2 separate regions of the Homo sapiens genome follow, and region 2 is linked to region 1. A link is a loop called in an ENCODE intact Hi-C map of the cell type or tissue named here. Cell type or tissue: heart left ventricle. All regions are shown on one strand. Each heading gives the region's core, and the rest is flanking DNA. Links, peaks and the distances in the headings are about the cores only.

What was found. Hi-C counts contacts between places; a loop is a spot of excess contacts. Peaks named below come from ENCODE experiments on the same cell type or tissue, not always from the same donor. Only the 100,000 strongest peaks of a DNase experiment are listed, where the experiment ranks them.
Region 2: it touches region 1 in a loop (4-fold over the local background); 7 of 110 quality-filtered maps call a loop at or near these places.

Annotation. Positions count from the first base shown.
Region 1 is chr14:89,171,213-89,181,574 of GRCh38, forward strand. FOXN3 (forkhead box N3) reads right to left here. Exons shown (of 6, transcript NM_005197.4): 5 at 9,489-9,594. Among named protein-coding and RNA genes, the nearest start is that of FOXN3-AS3, 170 kb to the right of the region's middle. RefSeq lists an enhancer at 3,985-4,486. In heart left ventricle, for the core only: a CTCF peak has its summit at 6,397 (motif pointing right); a DNase peak (open chromatin) is centred at 6,399; H3K27ac peaks cover 527 bases.
Region 2 is chr14:89,300,267-89,310,628 of GRCh38, forward strand. All of the region lies in intron 3 of FOXN3 (forkhead box N3), which reads right to left. Among named protein-coding and RNA genes, the nearest start is that of FOXN3-AS3, 45 kb to the right of the region's middle. RefSeq lists enhancers at 3,450-3,519, 3,550-3,609, 3,710-3,909, 4,823-5,092, 8,185-8,564 and 3 more. In heart left ventricle, for the core only: no CTCF peak of the experiment used is centred there; DNase peaks (open chromatin) are centred at 4,046 and 4,881; H3K4me3 peaks cover 1,085 bases; H3K27ac peaks cover 3,693 bases.

The DNA.
Region 1 (10,362 bases), core at 1,543-9,542:
TAGAGTTGCCAAAAGAAATTCAAAAGGAAATTTAAAAACACAAGTCATCCTATTATCATTACGTAAATTAAATCAATAGTTAAAAATCATCCCACAAGGAAAACATCAGTGCCAGACTATTTTGCAAGCAAGTTCCAACAAACATTAAGCAATAGATATTTCCAGTCTTAGATAAACTCTGAAAGAATGAATACGCCTCAACTCCTTTTCTGAGGCTAATGTAATCTTGACACTAAACTAGATAAAGACAGAACTAGAGAAACCTGGGTTATAAACAAAGACACAAAATTCATAAATAAAACATTAGCTTGGCAACTCCAGTAATATGTAAAAAAAAGTATCATAAGCAAGTATATTCAGAAATGCAAGTTTTGTTCAAAACGACAAATTTATAGTATAATTCACCACAGTAAAAAAAAGAAAGAAAAATTTTATAGTTATCTTAACAATGCAAACTTTTTTTTATGAAACTCAATAACCACTCATGATAAAAATATCACAGCAAAGTATGAATAGAATAATTTTGTTATGATAAAGCATATTTCCTAAGAAACCTTTAACTAATGTCCTATCAACTGTGAATCAGTAACATGGGTCCATTTAAAATATGAAATAACACAAAGATGCCTGTTATCATAACTTCTATTCAGAGGTCCTGGACTGTGCAATAGGACAGGAAAAAGAAAAGATACAATAATTAGGGAAAAAAACCCCACCAGTATTGACAAAAGATATGATTTGTGCACAGAAGAATCTATAAACTGTTAGAGTTACTAATGCAGTTTATTTAGCAAGGTTGCTGGAAAAAAATCAATAATGTGAAATAAATTGCATTTCCATATATTAGCAGCAAGTAGAAAATACATCATATTAATTTGTAAAATTTATAACAGCATGAAAAAGAATCTATTCCATGTAGAATAAATCTAACTGAACAGGCATAAGAACTTTAGGGAAAAAAATCATAAAGCTACAATGAGAGGCACTGTAAGATTTAAGTAAATGGAGAACTATACATGCTCATGGACTGAAAGATGCAAAAAGGAGGTTTTGTTGTTAAGAGTCAGGGTCTCACTATGTACAGGCTGGCCTCAAACTCCCGGGCTTTAAGCAACCCTCCCGCCTCAGCCTCCTGAGTAGCTGGGACTACAGGTGCATGCCACTGCACCTAGCATTCAATATAGGAGTATTAATCCACAACAAATTGATGTAGAGATTCCATACCACTCTAGTCAGGAACCATAATAGGGTGTCTTTTCTTTGTTTTTCTTGTTCGCGCACTCCCTTGCAGTTTATCAAGCTGATTATAAAGTTTATACGCAACTGCAAAGAGCCAAGAATAGCAAAGACACTTTAAAAAGAACAAGGTGAGAGAACATGTGCTCCCAGACTTAAGAACTTACAAAGATATCATAATTCAGACACTGTGGTATTGCCATGGTACAGGAAAATATGAAATAGGACCAAGAGTCCCCAAAATAAACCCACAAATAGAAAGAAACCTGATATATATCAGAGCTAGCATTTCATATCAGTGGGAAAAAGAGGGGCTACTTAATAAGTGATGCTGAGATAACTGTTTATTATTTGAAAAATATTTAAGTGTATCTTTATCTCACACTGTAACTCCAGATGGATTAGAGACTCAAATAATAAGACTTAAATGTGAAAGCAAAAAACTTTCAATCTTTTAGAAAAATACTATAGGAGACTATATGACCATAGAGTAGGGAAATAAATTTTTAAGACACCAGATTTCATAAAAAGATTGATAAATGTGATTAATAAGAATGGAAATTGAAAGAGAGTGAAAAGACCATCCGCAAACTTAGAAAATCTGCAACATATGTAGTCAATACAAGATTGATATGTAGACTATACCAAGAACTCCTATGAAGAGAAGAAAAAAGGGAACCCAGTAGAAAAATGAGCAAAATGCTAAACAGGAAATCCATAAAATAATATATTCAAAGAGCCCCTTAAATATATGAAAAACTGTGCAACATCTTTAGTAAAAAGGGAAATATAAATTAAAGTACAATGAGATACCATTACGTACCTACCAGATTGGTTGAAATGACAAAGCATGACAATTCTAAATGTGTGTGAAGATGTGGAGGACTAGGGACCATCACACTCTGCTGGTGGCAGTGTAATTGGAAACAAGCACTTTACAAAACAATGTGGCATTACCTTGTAAAGCTGAGCATGTACATACCCTATAAATCAACAATTTCACTCCTAGACATCTTAAATGAATCTGAGACATGTATAAGAATTTCCACAGTAGCACTGCTTGTAATATCAAAGAACTATTAATGATCCAAATGTCTTTTTTAAAAAAATGATAGTATAGTCACATAATGGGATATTATATAGCAGTGAAAATGACTCAATTACAGCTAGATGTCACAAAACAAAGAAACCTAATATGAGTTTTTAAAAAAACAAAGTTAAGAAAGACACAGTATTATTCTAGTTATTTAAAAAACTCAGGGCTGGGCACTGTGGCTCACACCTGTAATCCTAGCACTTTGGGAGGCTGAGGTGTGTGGATTGTTTGCGCCCAGGAGTTCGAGATCAGCCTGGGCAACATGGCAAGATGCCATCTTTACAAAAAATAGAAGAATTAGCCAGGAGTGGCGGTGAGTGCCTGTAGTCCCAAACACTTGAGAGGCTGAGAGGTGGTAGGATCACTTGAGCCCGGGAGGATGAGGCTGCAGTGAGCCGTGATTGTGCCACTGCATTCTGGTGTGGGTGACAAAGCGAGACCCTGTCTCAAATAAATAAATAAATAAAAATAAAAAGACAGTAGCCTCCCCAAACTGTAAAGATGAACACTACGAAGAATGATAGGAAATACTAAGGAGCATGCAGAGAATCATTTAATACAAGTTGCATAAAATACTTCTCACCAGGTATCAAATTCTACCTAGGAGAGAGATGCCATTTAGGTCATTAAACTGATTTAACTTGTTAATTTACAGCTCTTCCCTACCTTTTTCACAAAATCCAGTCTAATTCTACCTGTGCCTCGGCTGTAAAATCAAGGTGAGGTTTAAGATCCCTTCCAGCAGCCCTAGAATTCTGCAATCTGGCAGATGCATGGCTAAAAAGGTAAAGGACGTCCAGGGGCCAGGTGGTCAGCTCTAAGAGTTCTAACTCAGTGGTAATATCCAGGGGGACCACAATTTTCTCCCATGAGCTGCAAACTGCTCCCCTAAACCACTGAGATAAACATGATTTCCTTTTTGCAAGAGATCACACAACACAAATAGGAGTGATCCTACAACTCTCCTCCATGAATTGTTTTGCATTTACAACAGTCCAGAATCATTGGGAGTTTGGAGGATTTCTAGGTACAACATGAAAAGGAGCCACCAGGACTTTCAAAGGCATTAACGAACGTCATTGATATGAAATATGAGGAGCAGCTCTAGAATGTTGATCAAATTTCACAGTTTGCTGGTCGTTGTTTAAATTTCTGGACCAGAAGGGCCCAAAACAAAAACTACGCTCGCTGAAATGGGCCCAGGAGGGAATTCAGTGCATGCTTTGTGTAACTGGGATTCTTTCCCCACTTTCCCTTAAACCTAGCTCTTTAGTATTTTCTCTTCTCCTCCCACTACAAAGCAAAATCTAATACTGAGTTTTGTAATTGCCTTCAAAGACCATGATTTCAAAGACAAAGGCCAACAGGTGTTTGGTCTTTACATACAGAACAAAATACAACACTAGAAAAGATCAGCAGCCAATTTACCCTCAAGTTACATAATTGGACAACAACCCTATCTTAATACTAAAGGTTGCCACCTTCCTACACTACTGAAACAAACATCTTCTCAAGGGAGGAGATAAAGACAGCTGATCCGGAGCAGAACTTAGGCTGAGAGATGGGTTTTCCCGATGATTCTATTTTGACATGACCTTAAGAATTAATGTTTGCTACTACAGTCAGACCATTAATGCCTGACTTGCTTCATGTTCCATGGGAAGTGCAGTTTTTCACTTGAGGTTGCTGGAGATCCAAATAAAATTAAGCAGCCTTAGACGGTGATTGGATGAAACTCTCATATAATTTGGCAACAAATAGGGTGATCTAGACTTGTAGTCCAGATTATGGCCAGCACTCTTCAAAGCCAATGGCTTTGCCAACAAATGTACTCTGTGCTGAAAGGTGGCATGAATTTAATTTAAGCCTTCTCCTAAGGTTTTGGGGTACCTGAGGTTCCAGTGCTCAGGAAGGAAACCTGGGAAGGTCTGTGAGAGACAGGCTAGGTGAATCCATGAGGCTTTCCATGTTACTTATTTATCAAACACCTACAGAATGCTGACTATGTGCTGGGCACACAGCTGTGTGTGAATCCAAATAACACATGAGGCAGACACACGTTTCCTCTTGAGAAGCCCATGGGCACTTCCCTGAGGTCACACGGCTGCAGGAGATGGACCGAGGAAATGTGGTTCCTGAGTTCACGTACGTATTTTGTTGGTTCAGTTGCTACAGAACAGGCCTTCCCCACATCAGCTTTTTCCCAATCCTCCAGCGAGCCCTGGACATGTCATTCTTTTCTGCCACCTGATGAGGCATGTAGGGATCAAAAAGAGCCCTAAAGGTTAAAAGCAAGGTGGCTGAGATCCAGGGAGGTTGCTGTGACCCAACCCAGGGTGTGGGACAGCCCACGATGCTGTGAATGTAAGAAACCTGGGACTCCTCCTTCCCAAGAAGGCCAGCAACAGCTCTCCCAGGGCTATCCATCATGGGTTCCATTCAATGCAATCTCTGCAAGGGATTTTCCTGGGAAAGCAGCCGAAGACACAGGCATAAAACTTTAAGATGTGTGAGTAGTTATTTTGAGGATGATGTGTCTTGAGGACTTGACGCCCAGGCAAATTTAAAAATAAGCAGGTTTCCAACGTCTAAGGATGGGCCAATCTTGGAGGTTATTGAGTAAAAAGTCAACACCGTAAAGTCAATTACACTATTGACAGATACTCTTACAAGGAGATTTCACATCATAATTATATGCAAAGGAACCTGGCAAATAGAAGCTGTGTAATGATCAGCTAATAAAAGTAACACTTCATCTATGTCAATAACAGTTTCAGAGTTAAGACAAACAAACATGGCCTTTGCCACTCTGTGGAGGAAAAAAAAATCCCTGAAAGACAAATATTTTCACTTAAGGAGAAGTCGCTTAGATTCACAAGGAAAACCTGTCACACAAAAGAGAGTGGGAAATTGGTCTTTAGTGGGTGCTAATGACTCTCCCGCCCTCCCTGGGCCCCAGCTGAACAGACTGGGGCAGCAACCCCTGTAAACATCTGAGCACACACAGAATACTTGGGCACTGCCACGTGGTCTGGGAGATAACATTCTGTGTTGTTCTAGTCTCCACTGCACTGCTTTCCTTTTTAGCCTTGGCTGAGTTTGGGTTCCACTGACATGTGGCCAAATTAAAAATGTTAAAATTATGATGAATGTGAAAATGCAAAACAAGATGTTTTTCCCCAAGCACTTCTTAATGGGTTTTACACAGACACTGATTAGGCAGATGCCTCCATAGCTATGTTTGTGTTCCTTCTTTCCAAAAGCATCTCAGTGTCTACTACCTGCCCTACAAAAAGAGGGCAAAGATACTACAAGCAAGTACCCCTAATGTTCCAGAGCTTACTACCCCTCTTCCCCTAATTTCCCTTAAAACTGAGGGGGGCAAGTTCAGAATTGGTATTTGGACAATTAACTGCTAATGCACAATGGTTTTCTTTACTGGTTATCTCTCTCTCTCTTTCTTTCTTTTTTTTTTTTTTTTTTTTTGACAGAGTCTTGCCCTGTTGCCCAGGCTGGAGTGCAATGGCACAATTTCGGCTCACTGCAACCTCCACCTCCTGGGTTCAGGCGATTCTCCCATCTCAGCCTCCTGAGTAGCTGGGACTGCAGGCACATACCATCACACCCAGCTAATTTTTGTACTTTTAGTAGAGATGATGTTTCACCATGTTGGCCAGGCTGGTCTTGAACTCCTGACCTCAGGTGATCTGCCTGCCTCGGCCTCCCAAAGTGCTGGGATTACAGGTGTGAGCCATCGTGCCCGGCCTCTTTACTGGTTATCTGTTTATGCAAATCGTAACTTGCCTAGCTTCTGCAAACTATGGTTTCACATTTTACCAAAATGATTTTGTTCAAAACTCCTATGATGCTCAGGAAAGTCACTCCTTAATTAGACTATACATCCTTTTGTAGTGGACAGAGATGAAGCAAGCTGTGCCATTACAAAGCTATTGCCACTCAGTCTCAAACCCACCCTTCTACTCTGTTTCCCAAACTGGGGCTGGGGCTGGGGCTGGGGCTGGGGCTGGACTTTACCACTGGGTTCCATGTGAGGCTCCGCCACCAGGGGGTGCCATAGAGAGACTGAGAAGGTGGTGGAGAAAGATAGAACTGGCTCCTGCCTGTTTCCTGTTCTTGTGCCACCCAGCAATGCCTCTGTACCTCAGCAGCAGCATTCATTCTCGGAGGTGCCAAACCCAGTTTGCAGTTTTTCCAGCACTTGCAGAACTGTGTTCCCTTAGGGGCACCAGCACCATCAGAGGCTGCTTCCTAGTCCCTGCCCCCCACGCAAAGGTGAGTTTCAGCTCCATGGGGTGATCATTCCAACCTCTTCCCTTTGTTCCGTCAACCCTAGAGGTGGTAGCTGCCTCCTGCAATGACTCTCTCCATGATACCCTGAGTCATCTTTTACCCTTTCAGTTACCTAGTTAATAACTTCCTACCTGGTTCACAGCTTTGCTTTCTTTCTAATCATTTTGATTTTTACATGGTCTCACTCTGTCACCCAGGCTGGAGTGCAGTGGAGTAATCTCGGCTCACTGCAGTCTTGACCTCCCAGGCTCAAGGGATCCTCCCACCTCAGCCTCCAGAGTGGCTAGGTCACAGGTGTGTGCCACCATGCCCAGGTCATTTTTTTTTTTTTTTTAAATAGAGATAAGTTTTCGCCATGTTGCCCAGGCTGGTCTCAAATTCCTGAGCTCAAGTGATCCACCCGCCGGAGCCTCTCAGTGTTGGGATTACAGGCGTGAGCCAATGTGCCCGGCCTCGGCGAATTTTTAAACTTTTTGTAGAGCTGGGATCTCCCTATGTTGCTCAGGCTGGTCTTGAACTCCTGGCCTCAAGTGATCCTCCTGCCTCAGCCTCCCAAAGTGCTGAGATTATAGGCATGAGCCACCACACCCAGCCCTGGTTAACATTAAAGTCTCTCTGTTCAATTACTTGGTGTGGTTTCTGTCTCCCTACTGAACCTGTCTGATACACAAGTTTGGCTCAGAGGCTGTCTTGTTTTCTTTTACTCTGGAAGGAGCCCAGCTGAGGCACTCAGTGGACTGCATGAGTGGCAACTTTCAACAGAAACAAGACTGTTTGCTGCAGTGCTTTGTTATTCTCTAACTAGAAAGAAACCATCGGTAGTTGAAATAACACCTCAAGAGGGAACTAATCAGTAAAATTTGTCATCATAAATGCCATGAGAGTAAGAATTAAAATGAGAAGGCGGCTCCTGTTGAAGGTCCACCTGTTGTCCGCCTGGCTTTTCTGTGCCCTTCTATAAGGTATGGCTGGGCCCATAGTGAAAGCTACTCTTGAAGGCACTAAAAAAAATGGTCAAGAGGATAAACTGTAAGTCTATATTTAGAATCTGCTAATAAAAATACATTGTTGCTCCAAGCAAAAATAGTTCACAGTCTCCAAGTCTTCTCAACCAAGAAGGTAAACTATGAGGCAACACAGGAAAGATTTTAAGAAAGAATGAAAAACAGAGTATGTCTTTTTCATAAATGTGAGGTAAGAGCATTGGAATTTTGGCTTCATGGAAAGAGGCTTACCACTTAGGAACTCAAGAATTATTGACCTGAGAGTAGCCAGGAAAGATACCGGGGAGGTACAAGAAAAACCTTTCCATGTATTTTTGGAAAATATCCCCTTGTCAGATTAGTAGAAATGATAAGTGGTTTTATAATTTGTTGCTATTCTAATTGCTAACAACTTCCCATCTTATCAGAACCTATAGACCTTTGCTCTGAAGATTATGCGACTTGTCCTGACAACAGCAGGAGGAGTTAAAAGACAAGCTCGTGGAGAAGCTGCACGCGGCAGGGGAGTTTGACCTTGCTTCTCCCTCAGGCCCAGCTAAACACACTTTCTGGGTTGGTTTCCTTTTGGACATGAAACACTATGAAAGCAAAATGGCCTTCAGGTGCAAACTTGATCCGTAAACGCAGAAGGAGAGGGATGGTACCTTCAAGGGATGCAGCTCAGTGAGACAGGCTTTTTCTAAACAAGCAACCAGGACCTGGCACATGCAATAGTGATGCGGCATCAGACAACTGATTGAGAGCTAGCCCTCATCCTCAGGACACAAAGCACCCAGGACAGAAAGGGACACACAGAGAAACTGCTACCATACAGGGTCACTCATTGAAGGGCTAAAGCATGGGGCTAATCGGTTCACGGCAAAGAGAAGTTTCTCTGATGCTGGTTCCCAGACCACATTAAAAAAAGCATTGGGAAGGGATCATCTTTTGTGTCAGATTTTGAAGGACGTGCTGCCTTACATATGAGGGTGAGGGGAATCTATGCAGACAAAACTGTATGAATAAGATGGGCCAATACTGGGCATATTTGGGGAACACATTTGGCTCGAGGAGAAGGAAGGACTATCAGGGTGATGCAGGGGCAGTCACAGAAGGTGCTTCTGCAGACAGCTAGAGGGGCACGGAGTTAGGAAACTGGTCTGGCAGTGGTGGATGGATGGGCAGGAGTGGGTGTAGAAGCAGCTGGCGGATGGGAGGAGGCTCCGCCAATGGTGCCTATGAGGGCCGCAGGCTGGCGGTGGACCCTGATCCGGGGCTGACAGTGGAGATGGAGAGCATGGAGGAGAGAAATGTCCCAAGGAAGGGTTCATGCGGTTTGGCAGCTGGCCTCATTCTTGGAAGCAGGGGAATGATGCCACCTGCTATTTATAGACCACGTACCAAAGCTCGCCTCACATCTGATTTTGCATTTGATTTTCCCCGCAACCCCTGGTAGGAGGCAGGAGTTTCACAGATGAAGGAACTGAGCCCAGAGTCACAGGACAGGGGAGGGACAGGACTGGGTCTTGCGCTAGGCCCGTTAGCCTAGAATCCAATTAATATCCTGCCTTCTGTTTTCTTCTGCCCACCTCTTACCCTGCCTTCTTAGAATAAAAAACTTAACTTGCCTCCATCTCCTCATCTGTAAAGAGACCAGGATCATCTGGTGGCCCGAGAAAGAGAAGGGGGCATTTGGATTGGGAGTTCTTGGGGTTACTTTCACATTTCTGAGCACGCAAACCAGGTTTATTGCTGTCACTAGTTCGAAGCAGCTCCTCTCTGTCTCCAGAAGGGACCCCGTGGACAGAAAGCTGCCCTTCCCACTCCCCAGGCTGGCTCTGCCCAGCGCACTCCCCACTTACCTCATGGCCGCTGTCACCCCAATGGGAGTGATTGGCAGCGGCCGCACGCCAGGAAACAGCCCTCGGCTCAGGACCCGCGCTCCATTTTGGATCACTCCTGGAGGAACTGAAAAAGCAAAGGGGAGAAAGACACCGCACGTGAATTCAACTGTGAAGATTTCCGTTCCAAGTCAGAAATTCTGGATAGACCAATAAGAGAGAGAGAGAGACAGAGGGCAGAGACAGAGAGAAACACACACACACACGTGCACATACACACACACACACACAGTCACACAGACATGCACAGACACACACTCACACAGTCATGCACGCGCACACACACACACATGCAGACACGTACGTACACCTGCACATACAGACATGCACACACACACGTGCACACACACACGGGGAAACAGAGACAGAAAAAGATACCCAGAGAGTAAGACAGACAGAAAGATAATCTGGTAAGTAAAAATCAGACTAGTAGCTCGCAACCAAAGGATTAATGCCTAGGTTAAAAAAAAAAAGTGAGTTTTCAAAAGTAGGCTTCAAATAGTATTTTCTCACATTTATTAAACATAACCTTTTACCTTCAGTCAGAACCTAACAACAACTCAAAAACCCCAACACTGTAGGAAAGACACCTGGTGACCAACAAAAGCACCTCCCCATGCTTTGCCATGGGCAGAAGCTCAGAACATCTTTCCATTTATCCTTAATCCAACAAGGGGAAAAATATGACCCAAATTATCTCTCGTAAAAGCCGATTTTAAAAGCTACTTGGCATCTCAGCACGCACCACACAGTTCATCCCCCCAGGCGATCCTCGTGGCCTGAGGAAAGGCCCCTCCCCGGGGTATCCTCTCAAGCAAATCTCCTGAGAAGTCGC
Region 2 (10,362 bases), core at 703-8,702, 130 kb after region 1:
CTACCTCCCAGGTTCAAGTGATTCTCCTGCCTCAGCCTCCCAAGTAGTTGGGATTACAGGCACCCGCCATCATGCCCAGATAATTTTTCTATTTGTATAGAGACAGGGTTTCACTATGTTGGCCAGGTTGGTCTCGAACTCCTGACCTCAGGTGATCCACCTGCCTCGGCCTCCCAGAGTGATGGGTTTACAGGCGTGAGCCACTGTGCCCAGCCAAGAAATGTATATGTTTTAATCCAAGTTTTTGACAGTCTGGCTCCCGGTACTTCCTATGATGCTGAAAACCAGTCACAGACAAGAAAATAACCTATTTGTGGAGAAATTGTGATTTCCCTTGATTATTCATTTCCTCCCTTTGACAGCTAGTCCCATCCCATAGTCCACCACGAAGATGAGAGACATAAACACTGATTTTGGAAAGCTGATGACATAGAAGGGACACCTCGATCTAAATGCTGTATCAGGAAGACCTAATCTGGGCACTCAATTGCTACAGTTGTATGTAATAGTGCAGATGTTTGTTTGTTCATTTGTTTATTTATTTATTTGAGATGGAGTCTCGCTCTGTTGCTCAGGCTGGAGTGCAGTGGCACAATCTCGGCTCACTGCAACCTCCGCCTCCAAGGTTCAAGCGATTCTCTTGCCTCAGCCTTCCACGTAGCTGGGATTATAGGTGCCTGTCCCCATGCCCGGCTAATTTTTTTGCTTTTTTTTTTAGTAGAGACGGGGTTTCACCATGTTGGCCAGGCTGGTTTCAAACTCTTGACCTCAAGTGATCTGCCTGGCTTGGCCTCACAAAGTGCTAGGATTACAGGCATGAGCCACTGCACCCAGCCTCAGATGTTTATTTTTTATAAAACATTTTTCCTATGGTTTATTACATCTATTTATGGTTGGCTTCAAAGTGACAAAGTGATTTTAAATTTCCAAAATGTAAGACATGCCTATAATCCTACCATTTTGGGAGACTGAGGCAGGAAGACTGCTTGAGCCCAGGAGTTTGAGACCAGCTTGGGTAACATAGGGAGATCCCATCTCTACAAAAGAAAAAAAAAAAAAATTAGCCAGGTGTGGTGGCACGCACCTGCAGTCCCAGCTACTCAGGAGGCTGAAATGGGAGGATCACTTGAACCCAGGAACTTGTGGCTGCCATGAGCCATGATCATGCCACTGCGCTCCAGACTGCGTGACAGAGTGATACCCCATCTTAAAAAAAAATGTGGTGGGGCTCGGTGGCTCACGCCTGTAATCCCAGCACTTTGGGAGGCCGAGGCAGATGGATCACGAGGTCAGGAGTTCAAGACCAGACTGGCCATCATGGTGAAAGCCCGTCTCTACTAAATATACAAAAATTACCTGGGTGCAGTGGCAGGCTCCTGTAATCCCAGCTGCTTGGGAGGCTGAGGTAGGAGAACTGCTTGAACCCGGGAGGCAGAGGTTGCAGTGGGCCGAGATCATGCCACTGCACTCCAGCCTGGGCTACAGAGTGAGACTCTGTCTCAAAATAAAAAAAAAATTCCAAAAAGTAATCTCTTCTGTCTCCCAAGGCAACAAAGTACTGTGATGGGCATCAGCGCCTTAACCATGTCTTTGTCCTGATACTTCCAACTGAGCAGAAAGGCCCGGCCCGACCTCAAAGGTACCCTGTCTACTCACTCCTTTCCCGGTGACCTCTGGCCACCTCCCTCACCACCTGTACCAACCTTTTCCTTGCTTGTGACTCTCTGCTGTTCGCAAACTGTCCCACGTGTCCCTCTCTCAGTCCCTCCCCACATAGTGTAGCTCAGGAAAACCCAAAACGAAATGGTTGGGAAGGCCAAGTGCGTTGGTTTTCTTCCACCATCACATGGGCTGGAGCCGAAGAAACTGATTCTTACACACCTAGTACCTAATACCCATTCGATGCTTCGAGAAAAACTATAGAAACATCTATTCCTCTCCTGGAAGTGAACTGAGGCAAATAATGTTGCTGAACTTCCATGATAGCATTAAATTCGAAGAGAACATAGTTTCAAAAGAGTAATGTCACTTCTTGGCCATAGTTATGTAACTATGAGGGTGTGTCCATCAAGCTTTACAAAATGTGGTAGCACACCATGCCTTCTCAGCACCTTTCTTTCTGGGTGTAAACAGTTACGTATGATTGTGAGGGTTTTGCTTTGTTTTACTTTGTTTTGTTCTGTGCTTCCCTCTTCTTTGAATTCCTATGGCGAATAAAGAGGACCACACAATTGAAGCTTTAAACATAACCCGAAAAACCTTAGCCTCCTGAAACCTTTGGAGGAAACTGACTCACACACATGGGCTGTGCTTCTTGGTGCTGGGTCATTGGGCTCACCTTTGCAAGTCCCCTGAGCACACACAGGCCACACACCGCTGCCAAGGCTCGTGCCTTCCTCTTCAATGCTACCTGGCCTGAAAGCTCCTGAAGGATGTGACTTATCCTCCAAAGCCACTTGCAGAGCCCAGTACCAATCGGGTCTGAGAAGGTATGCTACTTCTCTCCCTTTCATCTGCCCTTCTCTGTCCACCTCCACCCTCTTCAAAGGCTGCCCACCTCCGCCCTCTTCAAAGGCATTGTTCAAAGGAGTCACAGGCCACCAAGTTTTAGTACTGTGCTACAGCTTAGCCTTTCCAGGGAGGACACTTTATGTGTAGGGCATTCTTTGCCTGCACTAAACTGCTACCACTTCATATACACAGATTCAGGGACTTTTGCTAGCAATGACTCCACTTTAATTTGTGTATAATCCAGTCAATCGTGTGCTCAAAATGACTCCTGGCTCCCTGTGACCTGTGCCACTTCCAGGTTCTTTAGCACTAAACAATTGGCTCCACTTGCTCCAGCTTCTCCTGCCACCCCTTGTCTTTTAGTTTTTTTCGCTCTGACAATACCAAGTTGCTCATGGTCCCTTGGAGACACCAGAGCGCCTTTGACCTCTGTCATTGCTACTCAGTTGCCCCTGCTTGGAATGTCCCTCACTCCCTTGTTTTCTTTGCAAACTTTTATGCTGTCTTGAAAATACTGCTCCTCCTGTCTTCTTCCTGCCTCCCTCCATGCTGAGAGCAGATCCTATCTGTCTTATGCTGTCTCCTTTCCATGAAACACAGGGTATTATAAGTTAGTTATTTATGGAGCTAGACTGTGAGCTCTCTGAAGACACTGACGATCTGATTCAGCTCATGTCCCCAGGAGCTGGCATGGAGTAGGTGTTCAATAAACATCTGCTAAAAAAAAAAAACAAAAAAAAAACTAGCCCTATAAAGTATATAGGGCTGGTATTATGATCCTCATTTTGCAGCTAAGAACACTTAATTCAGAAAGGAAAAGTCACTTAATGAGGGTCGCATGGCTAGTAAGTGACTCATGCTCTCTTCATTGCCATGATGCTTACATAACTACCTCCCGTTTCCTGCTGTCTCTTGAGTTTGGTGATCTACAGAAAAGAAAAGGAAAACTGAAGAAACAATACAAACACTTCAAAAGTTTAATGGATGTTTCTGAGCATCTATACATCGCCTTCTTCTCAGAACAGACATTGAGGACAGTCCTATAATTCACTATTATCAGTGTATCTACTTTAACTTGGAGCCCAGGCAACCAAGCACTAAATTAACACTGCCCTGTCTCTGCAAAGGTGATGGGGGACAAGACGCCTTGTAACTTTGAAGAAGAGATTTACACACCCCTGTGTCTCCCATATAAATGGACTCAAGAGCTGCAGCAGTCCATAAATGATCCTTTCTTTCCACTGTTGATAGTTGAAGGCAGCCGTTTCCAGCTTCTTGCCGGTGATCACTCTGCTAAAAATAGCTTTGATGCTGTCACATGCAAACTTGAACAGAACCTGAAAGCAGTTCCCCTTTTAGTTCTGAGCTGGTTCAACTTTAAAAGAGAGGCAGCTGTGAACACACTCCAGCGTGTTTACATGATGCTGAAGTAGTTCAGCTCGTAGTAAAAATACCACTGAAAAGGGACAGGCTTGGGTTTGCAGCCTCTGCTGACGACATTTCTTCCTGCTGAGCTGGAGCCCGGGAAGGGGCGGGAAGGGGCGGTAAGGTTAGCAGGGAAAATCCAAAATGTCCAGTTTGAAGGGGAAAGTGGCTGTGAGCAGAACCGCGGTGAAGACAGGAGAGAGATGTTTGTTGAGATGTGAGATTTCTGACTATGGTGGAGGTGGGGGCAGGAGAGGCGGCAAAGATCATATAGAAAAGAGAACTTAGACAACAGGGGGTGCTTTTTAAAAATTCTGTTAAAAATATCTAAGGGCTGTTTTTTTAGAAATCAAGGAAACAAAGGATGAAATACATTCAACATCTTGGCCATTCATTTGATACCTTATGTTGGTTTGCTGGGCAAATGGATGATTCTGGATGTGTTCTGAAAACTGGGCCCAAAACTAAGGATAAAGCAGAGTATGGGCTTGGAAACCAGAGAAAACCTGGGCATTCAACCCGGCTGCTCCTCGTCTGGCCCCCATAAAACTTGGCTTAAGCACTGGTGTCTCCCAGACCTTCTGCACAGAGCTGGGAGTTAAGTGAGAAAATACACACCGAAGTGCCTGGTGGAGCGGGGGACCCTGACCCATAATAGACAACGTCCTTTAAAAACATATACCCAGAGGAGAGGAAGCTGACAGTGATCTGCGGACAAATCTGGAATACAGTGTAGTTTCTTAAAAAAAAAAAAAAAAAAAGTACCAACCAAATAAATAGTGTTTTTTCTTCCTTCTTAATTCTATGTGGCCAAAGCATGACTCACACTATATTTGCTTATGAAATGAGAATTCATTTTACGAAGTTGTCCTAGAAAACTTACGCTGAGCCCGGCTGATCTGGAGGGGACGAGAGGAAGGCCTGGCCAGCACCAGGACGGATCACACAGGCCGGGTGCTGGTGTCTGTACCCACTGAGGGCCACTAGGAGATGGGAACTGAGGTCATCGATGGTGAACTCGCGGCTCCTGCTTAAGAACCAGAATCCTGACTTCAGACGTTTATGCTGGAGCTTCACATATGTTTCAGAACCCATCGTTCAACAAAAACCTCAGATTCATCTTAAGAGCCCTTGAGAAAAGGACGCCTCTATGACATCACTGTCCTACCCGATGAGTTTCAGTACCATGAGCAGATGACATGTGACCCAAGTACGAAGTGAGCAGGTTCTCTAAACAAGCTATAAATTTGAGCAGCACACTGAGGTTATATTAGCATAGGAATTTATCACGTAAGTTATATGTTTGAACAACAGAACAGACTTAACATACTGCTGTATCTTTAACTATCATTTTTTGTTAACAAGACAAAAGAATTTACAGTTTCTGCCAACTGTTTTGTTGGCCCCTAATACCACGATTAGCTGTTGCCAGGCAACCATGAAGCATGCTTCCTCCCAAATCAGGAAGACCCACTGCTAAATCTAGACTAATTATAAAAGGAGACAAATATTTAAAAGCCTTATATTTATGAAGGATTTGGGAGGTGCCCTGATAAGAATGATTCTTATTAAACGGATCTAACTAAATACAATGCATATGTCTGCAGTGCATTGTCACAGGTTTTGTAAAACAATTTAGGAAAACTGAATGTTTCTGCAACTTTCCTAATTTCCCTCAATAGGATACTAAACAAAACCAGGTGTTTATAATTTGTGGAAGCATGTCTTTTGCCTACTTCTCTAAGAATAAGGATGAAAAGAAGCAGCTGAGAGACCTAAGCCTTTTAAAATACATATATATTTGCAAAGAAATTATGAGAACACCACCACCATTTTCACAACCCTTACAGAGCTATGTGCATATAATGCTCAGCAGCTTTCCTCTCAAGTTTCTGCCTTTGTCTGCATTCTCAATTCCCTCTATTTCAAGAGTCATTTAGAATTCTCTGTGTGGAGAAGAGTTTTTCAGTCCCTGAGGCGAGCCTCCTTGCCATCAGCACTAAACTGCTGGTGGCAGGCTCCAACAACCGGAGTTCTAATGTCTAGAGACCCTGCTTCATCCCCAAGAGGGGAGCTGAAGAAACAGAAAAGCTCAACACACACACACACACTCACAGACACACAGACGCATGCACACACACACACACACACACTTTGGTTCTCTTTTTTTTTTTTGAGACGGAGAGACGGAGTCTTGCTCTGTTGCCCAGGCTGGAGTACAGTGGCACCATCTCGGTTCACTGCAAGCTCCGCCTCCTGGGTTCACGCTATTCTCCTGCCTCAGCCTCTGAGTAGCTGGGACTACAGGCGCCCACCACCACGCCCGGCTAATTTTTTTGTATTTTTAGTAGAGACGGGGTTTCACTGTGTTAGCCAGCATGGTCTCAATCTCCTGAACTCGTGATCCGCCCGCCTCAGCCTTCCAAAGTGCTGGGATTACAGGCGTGAGCCACCGCGCCCGGCCCATTTTGGTTCTCCTTCATATGCAAAGTGGAGTTTTCTCCCCAAAAGACAAAATTCTGACTACAAAGTCAGAACTAGGACGGGGGTTGGCAAATTATGAACCAAACTGTACTAGCTGGAAGCTAAGTATGGCTTTGACATTTGGTAATGGTCAGGGAAAAAAGAATCAAAAGAAGAATATTATTTCTTGACAAGTGAAAATTATATGAAATTCAAACTTCAATGCCATAAATAACATTTTATTGGGACACAACACACTCACTTGTTTATGTGTACGTCTATTTTGTGCTAAACAGTTACTACATGACCCTTCATAGAAAAAGTTTGCAGAAGCCTGAAGTGGAAGACAGAGTAGTGACATTTTAATCTTGAAAAAGAAATTGATTTTGGATTAACTTTAAACGCGACCAAAACAAAGCAAATAGGCCATGTCCCACCCAATGGCCTGAAACCTAGGTTGCTCTGAGTGTGTGTGTTACTCAGTGACTGTCCTACCAAAATTTCCAGAAAACAGTCCCTGTGGAACGCTAATCTAATTATTATTAAATGTAATAATCATTACTTGGAAGCTTTCTGATTTCACTAACCCAATCCTCTCTCCACCTCCACACACAAATTCAAAATGTTTTTCTTAAGATTGTTTCTCCTCTGTGTTACTAATGGAACAATCTGAGGCACTCATCAGACTGTCTATGTAAATCTACACCTTTTTTTAAGCTGAAATAATTCTGGTTATTAAAAACAAACATGGGTACTGTTTGTAGGTCTGAGAGGAATATGGAATCAATTATATATATGTGTGTAAATAAGGCCGCCCACCAGATAATGCTGGATGGCCGGTGAACTTTGCTAGAAAAGTGCTGATGCAGATGAAAATTTGGACAGGCTCTCGTGAAAGTCGGAAACACCAAAGGTCTCTTTGCTTTTGCTACCCTCTCTCCCTTCGGTTCTCCATTTACCGAGCCACAGTATTTCTTAAAGCTCGTTGGCAGCCTGCACCTCTGCTTATTCTTGGGAGACACGTGTTTGCATCCTATTACAACCCATAGTTTTTGCATAACCATGGTGAGAGGAACCATCCTTCCCAATCCCAACCTCAACCAAAGCTTAGAAAAAGTGCCATTCTTAACCTTTCAGAATCACTCATAAGTAAATCCTATAGCAGTCTCTGCTAATGCAAATTTCAATGTGTGCCCGATATAGGTAACTTTTGTACACTCTGCACCGACATAAAGAAAAGAACAAAGATCTTCAAGTTTTGTCAGTATTTGCATTTTTGGAAGAAGAGCATGAAAATAACATCAAAATGAAAAATTAGGCCGGGAGCAGTGGCTCACACCTGTAATCCCAGCACTTTGGGAGGCCGAGGTGGGCGGATCATCTGAGGTCAGGAGTTCAAGACCAGCCTGGGCAACATGGTGAAACCCTGTCTCTACCAAAAATACACAGTTTAGCCAGGCGTGGTGGCACCCGCCTATAATCCCAGCTACTCGGGAGGCTGAGGCACGAGAATCATTTGAACCTGGGAGGTGAGGCTTCAGTGAGCAGAGACTGTACCACTGCACTCCACCCTGGGTGCCAGAGTGAGACCCTGTTTCAAAACAAATGAACAAACAGACAAACAAAAAGAAGACAAATGAAAAAATTGTATATTTCTGTCCCTAATCCTGCAGGATGGAATTAGCTCTCCTAAAATGAGCTCGAATCTTCTGGAATTTGTTCGAGATGTCCCGCACCGTTCTGTGCAGATGCACGCACTTGCTGTGGCCACTATGGGTCTCCAGTCTACTCTGAAAATAATCCCACTGTCTTCAGGCTGTACCTGGGGAAAGGTGTCATTCTGTGAATGAAGATACCTGGTGAAGTTGCGGGTCTTTGGGAGCTCCTGGCCCACACTGTCCTTATAACGCCTGAACCCACATCCGTGGCCACATACTACGGGAAGAAGCAGAATCTGGCCCCAGAACTGGACACAAAACATAGGAGTTCAAGTAACCTATGGCCTAGTTGGCCTGGCTCAAAAAGAGAAGCTGAGTCATTCAGAGTCCCCAAGACTAGAATTAAATGAGTAGATTCTTTAAGGAGGAGGTAGAGAAAGGAGAAGCTGCTAGGAGGCCAGAAAGCAGCTGTGGCCTGAGCAGATGTAACACACTGTGAACAAATGGAAGGAGGCAGCGAAGGACAGGTAAGCACAGCAGGGGAGCCTGGTTCCTGCAGAGGCTAATGGAACCCAGGCAGAGGAGGACAGAGGAACAGGTATCTGAAGCCCCTGGGGACAGCTCTTGCAGCCTGAGGGGTCTCCTGTTCCAGGCACTAGTTCCCTTGAGGCCTGGCCGCACGGTGGTCTGGGGCCTGTGTATGGGATTTCCTTGATGACTATAAAACTGTCTCTTTGTTTGTTTTTTTATTTTTCCTTGTAGTAGTTTAAATGCTCTTTATATTCAGAAATCCAAACTACGATACACCAGGTTTGAGGGTCTCCCTTCAACATCACAGCTTACAGGCCATTCAATCTCTCCAGGGCCTCTCCTCCGTTAAGTGTGATGGCTGGACTTGGCGCACCCTGCAGCCACTTTGGATTAATATTCTAGGACCCCATTTCCAAGCCTCCAGGAGTTGCCACGTGCCACCACTTCTCTTTACCCATCGGAACACGAGATTGGGGTTAGGGGAGGTGTGTTCCAGGACTCACCCACAGTCACTCACTGGGCAGGCGCAGAGGGGCACCTGGAAACCAGGTCACCGCTGTTTCCATGACACGGGTGGCCTCTGGTATTAGAATTAAAAATTTATAAACAAGAAAATGGGGGAAGCAGATTTCACAGAAAAGTCTGTGCTTTAAGCAAAGAAAAAGGAATCTGAACACTTCGTTAACTGGGTATAACTAACCATTGGAGCAACAGCAAAACCAAGGCAGAGGCTGAGGGGGAGATGCACTTTAGCCCAGGGGGGTCTCTGGAGTCTGCTCTCTGCCCTCTGGGTGTGCGTTTTAACCCTTCCACAGCCAGCCAAGGCCCGGCCTCTACAGCAGATTCCCACAGGGGTGCGACGGAACCATTTTCTGGTTTAATGCTGAAATGGCAGGCTTGAGCCTCACCTCACTCAGTAAAAAGAATCTCACTTAGTAATGAAAACCCAATTAAGCTCTGCCAAGAGTGACCGATGGCGTTGGCTGCCTGGGGCTCTCAGTCTGCAGTCACAGACCTACCTGAAAGAGGAGTTTCCGCTGCCTTAAGTCACCAAGACTGGGCAAGCCCAGATCTCTAAAAACAGGTCTGTATCTAAGCCTGACAGTATGAACTCTTCTCTGTGTGAAAATAGAACGTCGCTAAGTGCCATCCTACCCATGCGGGGGTGGGGACAGTGACCAATGCTCCTGGCCAGCGAGCACCCATTCCCTCCAGCAACGGCTCTCTAAATTCCCCTGGGTGCCAGCACCCTAGTGCAGAGTGGGCATAATACCAGCCACAAGTCAAAAAATGTACACCATCCTCTGCTACAATGAATAGCTTAGGGAGGGGGATATGGCTTTAGGTCAATGGCAGTCAGGTCTGAATTTTGTGGGAGGAGATCTTCTCTTTTTTCACTGGACTTGAACCTGCAGGGACTCACAGGGGGTCGGGCAGCCATCCTGCCTCCACGAGGCGACAGAGTGCCTAAGAACCAAGCCAACACAGAGAAGAGATTCTGAAGGATGGAGAGAGCGGCTCGGCTGACCTGCAGCCAGGAAGTCACAGCTTCATGTCTTTGTCCAAAGTTAGACCTACTCCTGGACTTTCCAGTTGGATAAAGCTGCCCGATTTTCATTGGCACGAAAGCCACTTTGAGTCATCTTTCTCTCAGTCGCAAAGACAACTACTAATGAATCCACTGATAATGAATTCAAATGGAGACGAAGCTCAAGGTTACCTCTTCCACTGCCTTTAACAAAAGGGTCCATCATGCAAATGGAATTATTACAGA